2 separate regions of the Homo sapiens genome follow, and region 1 is linked to region 2. A link is a loop called in an ENCODE intact Hi-C map of the cell type or tissue named here. Cell type or tissue: endothelial cell of umbilical vein. All regions are shown on one strand.

Region 1 (4,000 bases), 340 kb before region 2:
ATATTATCCTATGAAAGTCATTTAGTTATTTTAATTATTTTCATGACACTACCCCCAACAGCTTTCAATTTATTCACAGCTAGTGGGCATCTTTCAGACTATAAATAGTTGTAAATCCCTACAGGGCGAACTTTTTGAGAATTATTTTATCTGGGTTCTTAGAAAGCTTCATATGACTATCTTTTGATGTGCTATTTTAATCCTAATGGAGGAAATTAATATTATTGGAATAATACATATATAAGCTGTATAACTAAACAGCATGGTCATTTTAGTTGATTATTGACCTCTACCACCTCCATTCCTTCTGCCCTTCTGGTTAAAAGCTCGAGAGAGAGAGGAGAGGGAGTTAGTTCTGCTATTACATATTTTCTTCATGTTGGATTGAAGGTCATTATTTTGAACTCATAATTGCCCCTTGGTCTCTCAAACCCCATTAAGCTTAATGGTCTGATTTAATTTGCTTGGCTGGTCTTTACTCTAAAAATACCTTCTACTCCTCCTGCTTTTCCTTCCCTGATATGAACAGACAAAGCCTGGTTTTAATCCATGTTACATAAAATTTCCAGAGGAACCAATGAACATTCTATTCATGACAAAGATTTATAGCAATGCCTCTTCCACTTCATCAAAGAGTGCGATTGCATGGCACATACAGAGTGGGCAGACAGATTTTAATGATGCAATTACCAAAGTTTACCTCTCTGGCTGGTGTAAAAACTGGGCCAACAGGAGTTAAATGTTCCCTCCACAGGAGATCAGGGACAGAATTTTGAATGTCAACTTCTTCCTTACTGAGCTACTACATGTTTTCTTTTATACTTCTTCTACTTCCCTCCTCCCTACCCCACCTCCCATCAAGAGACTTATCTTCCACATTCTCACTGCTGTATTGGTTCAAATCTGCCTTGGACTCTCCTAAAAGTTCTCACAGTGCTGACAGGTCAGTGTAACAGTTTTCCATTAGTAAAGTCCGCATGCATAATTAAAAGGAACTTAGGAGACAAAACCATGAACTTGATACTTGTTATCATTATTCAAAATAGGTAGTTTGAGTTTTAAATCTAGAAAATTCTGACTTTTGCCAACAACAGAAAGAAAGTCCGCAGTTGAATAAACCTATTTTTTTAAAGAGAATAGCAAAAGGAAAACAAAGGCATCTTACAATTAACTTTTTGTTTTGATATTTGTTTAATGATTTGTTTTATTTTTTAAAAAATTCCAGACCAGTCAAATCTATACAATTTCATATTGATTTTTCAAAATTCAGTATCATTCAACACTTATTCATTTCTTTTCAGAACGTTTCTCTTAAATAAAGGTATAGTTTTCTCATTTTAAAGATGTAGTAATTTGTTAAAAGAATCCAGAAAAGTAATATTTACCTACAGAGTCGGAAATCAAGAAATTAGTTGATTTCAAAAGGCCTCCGTTAAGTACGTACTGAAAAGACACATGATACAATGTAAACACTTCCCTTGGGTTTTTATTAATTTTGTTTTATTTCATTTTCTAGACTTTTCCATTTGTCTTTTGGGCTGTATGTACATCAGTGAATGCTAGGAGCGCGGTTGGTCAAATAATGATATGCATATGGATCCCTGTAGGTGGCGCTGCAATCCTGCAAGAATAATTCTAGAGCCACCAACAGGTCTCCATTATGGTCTACCCAGATACTGATTTGGGACGCCTTCAGAAAATGGAAACGCTAATGAAAAATTAGTTAAATTTAACCAACAGTGATTTGTCCAATTTAAAATTAAAAAGGGAAATCATGTAGAACAAACCTAGGCATAAATATAAGCACGTACAACACATTTTAAACATCAACACTAAGTCTTCCTTAACCCTAATACTTCCAAATAATCTTTTTTAGAACCCTTGGCAACCCCAGTTTACACACACTGAAAAACGACAGTGCAATAAGAAAGATTGCATTGGCTTCTTCAACTGAGTAGTCAAAAGCATAGAATGATATTGAGAGTAATCTAAAAAAAAAATAAGCCTTTTCTAGGCTTAATTTTTATAATTTTTATAATATAATAAAATTATTAAATCTGCCAAATAACAGAAATACTTTCCCATGTTAGCACTTTAAATATTTTTAATTCTTTATATATTTGAGACTTATAGAGTGAAACAAAAATACAAAGAAAAATTTTATTAGTTGAATCAAAGCCTTAAGTTCATGATTTGTAAGGGGAGGAAGCACAAAAAAGTATCTGACTTTTTGATAGACTTGACACAGAAGTCAATGGAGACTTGCAGTTTACGTCAGGGTTTCTCAATCTTGGCATTGTTTACATTTGGAGACAGACAATTCTTTGTCATGGGGGGCTGTGCATTGTAGGATGTGTAGCAGTATCCTTAGTCTCTACCCACTAGATGCCAGTAGCACTCCCCCACCCCACTCCCAGTTTGTAACAACCAGAAATGTCTCCAGACACTGCCAAATATCCCTTGGAGGACAAAATTGCTCCTGAGTGAGAACCATTGGTCTATAGTTATGTATTTTTTTATACACAAAGGAAGAAGTATGTTGGAAGCGTGTCCTGTGATAAGCTATTCATAAAAATAGTAAGAGTTTGTTTTCTAATTAATTAATGTCCCAGAGGACCTAGAAACTTTGAGTATTCATCAACATAGACACAGTAACTCATCTCTATCACTTCAATACACCAAGGCATGCATATATTGTCTTCATCAAGTTTACATGCATGTTTCTTGTTTGAAATAACTGACTACTGTTTAAAGCTTTATCAAACAATGTAATGGTTAATGGAGTACCTACCATATTAAAATATTTGGGATTATACCTATTATGTATGCTTTCAGAAGATTACTGGAACATAATCTTCAAATAATAGTGGTTAATGAATTTTCTGGTGCTTTTTTAGGTATTTACTTAGAATAACATTGGAATCACTCACCATATTCTTCAATTTGAAGATTAATAATACTCTTGGAATATGACAAAAAATACACTATTCATGGGGTTTACATATTTTGGAGAACTAAAAATGTTATGCATCAATTTACATCAGATGCCTAGGGCATCTCTTTGCATAGCATGTTAGAATTTGAAGAGACATGCGAAATAATCTTACGTCCGGCCACTTTAGTGGTTTTGAAACTGAGGCTTACGGAGGTTAAATAGTGTCCTCAAAATAGCACAGCGAGAGAAAGTTCTGTGACTAGATCCCAGGTGTCTGGAATGCTTTCCAGTGGCTTCTTCGCCATGTCATGCTTATGGTGGAAGATGGCATCTCAGCTCTGGGTCTACATTTAATCTATTTCTGTATTTTGAATTTAATAATATCAATGCATAAAATACTGGCTTGCCTAGTTATATTATCAAAATATCGTTTAAAACCTTAAGACCCTGTTTGTTAGTTCAGGTCCACCAGACTGCCTACTTAAATAAAACAAGTAAAAATGATGGTGAGAAATTCTTAAGTACCTGTTTGATGAAATATCACTTGATAATTCTGGAAAGCTTTCCTGTTTATTTGAATATTATAGCATTGCTGAAATTGGAATTAAATGAATGCCTGATGTTGATTTTCTTAAAAAAAGAAAAATTCTGTTGCATATTTATTGCTACACTTATTTGTAATAAAGTGTGATAAATTCTCTCAAACATGACTACAAGGCCTGCCATAGCATGTGTTTTGTCATTGCTGTTCAAGTTTACCAGGTGCTGTGTGATAGTTCAATTACCCAATACCTATTTATAAAATCAAAATATTGCAAAATGTTTGTTCCTTCAGCTTTGGGCTCAATTATAAGAAATGCGAAAGCTGAAATTCTTTTGAGATATTTGATTAAAATAGGACCATCAGATAATCCACAACATAAATAAAGTATTTTTTGATGTTCATCAAAATAAAAATTGATAAAAAGTACTCTTGTCGGGATGCTGCAGACCTAGGAAGGTGGTCTCAGTTTGAGATGAGCTATTCTAATAACAATTCCTTGCCATTTATAAAGAATGATAAAA
Region 2 (4,000 bases):
TCCAATAAACATTATTTATGTGTAATATTCACTACAGCTACACATTCTCAACTCTTTGAAGATCAGCTATTTTTCCTGTTGAGCAATTCATTAGTCATGGTTCTGGTCTTGAGAAAGCGCATGTGGAGCTGAAACCTTACCTTTCCTTCCCTAAGAGAACCAATGTCACCCACTCTGCAGTCACGATTGGATAACTGAAAATCTTGTAAAGAGAAAAAAATGTTGCTTGAAGGCCTCAAATCCTAGACATGTTTCTGATTCAATTTGGTCAATTATTTTTTTCTCTTTGTGATACAAGTATATAAATACTGATTCTGTAGCCTAATAAATGAACTGAGTGTGAACTCCTTGATGAAGACTCTTTCATGATAGTGATTAATGGGCTGCAAATATTTTGAAATAAAAACCTGAAACCACAAACTAGTCATATAGTTGGCTAAATATTTTGTTTGGGTGCTCACATCTAACCTACAGATAACCTTGTGTTAACCCTGTATTCCAAACCAAGAAGGAAAGGCTGGGGTTTTCAAGAGGGCGATTTGTGGTTTGGGTTTGGTCTGTCTGAAAAGAGCTGTGGCTCACAGTCTTAACGAGGTTCGTCTTCCAAGTCTCTGACCAACTGAGCAGAGGTTCTCACAGAAGCAAGTTGTGACAGCTGGAATTTGGCATCCACAGCTTCTTAGAAAAGGCTGCTGATCCCAGACTGATAGTTTTAAAACCTTAAAACAAGACTGTTACCATTCTTGAAATTTGTTTCAGCAGGCGCCAGGGAGGAATGTTACTGCCCCTCATTGCTAGACGGGAGTCTCGTCCCAGCATAACTGAAGATCTTCTGGGCTCTGGGCTCCTGCCTCATTCAGAGATTATGTTTCCCTGTCTGTGGCAGGATGCTGGCAAAACCACATGCTTTGTTTAAACATATGGAACGAGTGGTAAGATCAGCAAAGGCCCTTAAAGCCAATGTCAAAAGGCCATCACCATATGAGAGAACTGAGCAAAATGCACTGAGGACAAGCAATTTGTCTGAATCTTGCAGAAGTAGCTTTTAAATCCTTTATAAAAAATTAAGATTTATTTTTGAATTTTGATACATCTTGTCCAGCTTGTAATTTGTTCACTCTCATGCAAAAGAAAGCATACATATGCTATTAACTCTTGACTATGTAGAATATAAAACTCACTTTGTAGGTGATTCATGGTCTTTCATTTCCCTCTTTAATTTTTCATTTTTTCTAATGCTTTAGGACTAAATTATTTCTTCTATCAAAAAAATAAAAGTCAGCAAGGAATAAGAAACTAAATGTTTCCTTCTTTGTAGCATCTTTGAGAAAAACAACTCTCAACCCTGGAGCACGACTTTGTGATTGGTGACAGTTAAAGACCATAAAATATTTATGTGAGGATATGTAATTTTTTCTAATATTTCAGCTTCTTGTTCTGTCACTTACTAGTGTGTGATCATGGGCAAGACTCCAAACCTCTAGAAGCCTAAATTCCCTACAGTAAACAATAATAATAAAGTTACGTGTTGGTTGTGTGGATTTAATGACTAAATATGAAAATATTATTTGAAAACAATAAAATAAGTGTTACATTATATTGTTATAATCTTTGCTCATGGTAATTCAATGAAATCTTTATATTTTCTGATATTTATAAAATAGAATTTAAAATTATAATATTGATAGATTTATTAAGTTAAATAAAAGTTTTATTTTTAAGTCACACAAAATTGAGAAGGAAAAAGAAAATAGCAAACCGTGAAGAGTTAGACCAGGCCAGTTGGAGTCAGAACTTTAATAATTACCTCCTAGAAGCTGGAGGGGTCAGCCAAGAGGTACTTCTGGTACTGTGGGACTCCAGCATGCCCCAATGGCTCAGGAAGGAATCCTGGGCTTGAAATTTCAATTGCTTTAGTCATCATCCCTTTCAGTGTCAGTGAAAGCCAACTGTAAGGACAAATTCACAGAAAGAGTTAACAGGATGAGGGCAAATAAAGACCCAGGATTGAACTCTGGGGGTAGGGAAGGAACAGTATTTAAGGAATGCTTGGAAAAATATGACTATCCAAACCTGAGAAGCAATACCTAGCAAATTAGGAGGAAAACCTAGACTGAATGGTTTTTCTGAGACCTAATGGGCAAAATTCCAGCAAGGAAAATGTAGTCATTTGTTGTGCTGTCAATGCCACTGAGAAGTCAAATAAGATGAAAACTGGAAAAGGTACCGTAAAGAGGCCAGTAATGAGATTGTATGAGCAGCTTAAATGAAATGAGGGAAGGGTCTAGATTTCAGTGAGTTGAGGTTGGACTAACAATGAAGTAAAGAAAGACAGCAAATGTGGAACACTCCTCATCTTTTTGTTTTAAGGCAGGAGACACTTGATATTGAAAAAATATCTTTAGATAAATGAGAAAGAAAGTGCAATCCCAGGAGAAAAAGAAGGATCACTGATGGAGTAAGTTCTCTTAGGAGCTGAGAGGGTGAAATACTGTGCATTGGCAGGAAGATTAGATATGAGGTGGAGAGAGAAAGAATGGAGGGAGATCAGGATAGTACAGACAGGGAAGTTTACAGGTTTAGAAGCAGGAAAGAAATTGAGCATCTCTATTTTATATATGAAATACTCAACCTTAGTATGCTGCTATATATATTATATTTAGTATATTTCAACAGAGCTCAATGCAATGAAAATAAAATGGGAAAACTTAATTTGAGCTATTCATCTTTATAGTTAAATAGTGACCAAAAGAGGTGCAGAAACAAAACACTATAAATAACTGTTTGCTCATACATTTCAATTAATATATTGAGAGCTTAAGAAGTGTCAGAAAGTTTGTTTTTACTGAGGGTACAAAAGAAAAAGTGAGATTTAGTTCCAACATGAAGGATAATAACTAACCGTACAAGGCTATGGCTTGACTGTAAGAATTCTTAACATCAGAATGGACTCCTTGCAAGAAAATCAAGTATTTTACAGCTAGCTGGAAAGCACCATGGTTACTGTTTTGTCTGGGACTATTTAATAACTAAGCATGGACCTGTTGCCTGGGTGGGGATTGACAATGTGTCTTGTTCAGGCAATGAATCTCTAGAACACTTCTGAGGCATTTAAGACTATGAAATTGAATCTTGTGTGGCATAAAATCAGTCCCACAAATTTAAAAGCAGGACAGAATGTAGATATCCCCCAATATTTTTACAATGTGCAGAATCTTACAAAACAATACATGTAATATTGTTTCTATACTACTCATAGATGATTAGTATTATAACAAAGAAAGCTGTTAATACTTAAGTTTAGTATATTTGGGTTGAGATACCTTTATTGAGAAATGAATTTGCCTTTTGGGAAGTTATTCTAAATATCCAGGAGCATGTGTGTGTGTGTGTGTGTGTGTGTGTGTGTGTGTGTGTATTCCATTATAAAAACTTTAAATAAGCTCAGTGAACATTGAAATTTACCATGCAAGTATATAATATTAATTTTCAGTAGCTTACACTTTGATATATATTTACTAGATAGAATTAACTAAATCGTTCTCCTAATAGCAAAACTTTAACTTGTGAATTAGTGTAAGATCATTTTAGTTCCACTCTGATTTTTACATTGATTAACAAGACATGGAAATTGTAAATTAAATTCTTAGAAAAATTTAGGAATTGTCCCATAAAATTATCTGTGTGTGTGTGTTTGTGTATTCTTAGAATTGTAAAAAGCCTGTAAGAAACGAGATGTTTTGAATTAGTCTGAAATTAGTATTCAATAGCAGGTATGTGCTTTTGTAAGAATGTGTTAGGTCCCAATGTCTTAATTTTGATATTCAATTGAATGTTTGCTGTTTTAGACTTGTGTCTTTTGTTTCCTATTTTTCTTCCTGTTAAGAGTTACAGATTTTCTGGGAGGTTTCAGCCCAGTATAAAAGAGAAGCTCTGTCTACATGTAATAAATGCACACAAATACACACATGTATAGATACTTGAGCAACTACCATGCTAT

The links. Peaks named below come from ENCODE experiments on the same cell type or tissue, not always from the same donor. Only the 100,000 strongest peaks of a DNase experiment are listed, where the experiment ranks them.
Region 1: a loop joins it to region 2, with 7 times the contacts of the local background. A loop is called at or near these places in 8 of 110 quality-filtered maps.

What each region holds. Positions count from the first base shown.
Region 1 is chr6:112,779,078-112,783,077 of GRCh38, forward strand. All of the region lies in intron 1 of LOC107986634 (a long non-coding RNA gene), which reads right to left. Among named protein-coding and RNA genes, the nearest start is that of RFPL4B, 430 kb to the left of the region's middle. RefSeq lists a silencer at 1,611-1,720. In endothelial cell of umbilical vein, a CTCF peak has its summit at 1,610 (motif pointing right); DNase peaks (open chromatin) are centred at 1,624 and 2,364; H3K27ac peaks cover 245 bases.
Region 2 is chr6:113,120,307-113,124,306 of GRCh38, forward strand. It overlaps LOC105377956 (a long non-coding RNA gene), which reads right to left. Exons shown (of 4, transcript XR_942894.1): 4 at 1,816-1,949. Among named protein-coding and RNA genes, the nearest start is that of LINC02518, 310 kb to the right of the region's middle. In endothelial cell of umbilical vein, a CTCF peak has its summit at 1,828; DNase peaks (open chromatin) are centred at 335, 665 and 1,985; H3K27ac peaks cover 3,208 bases.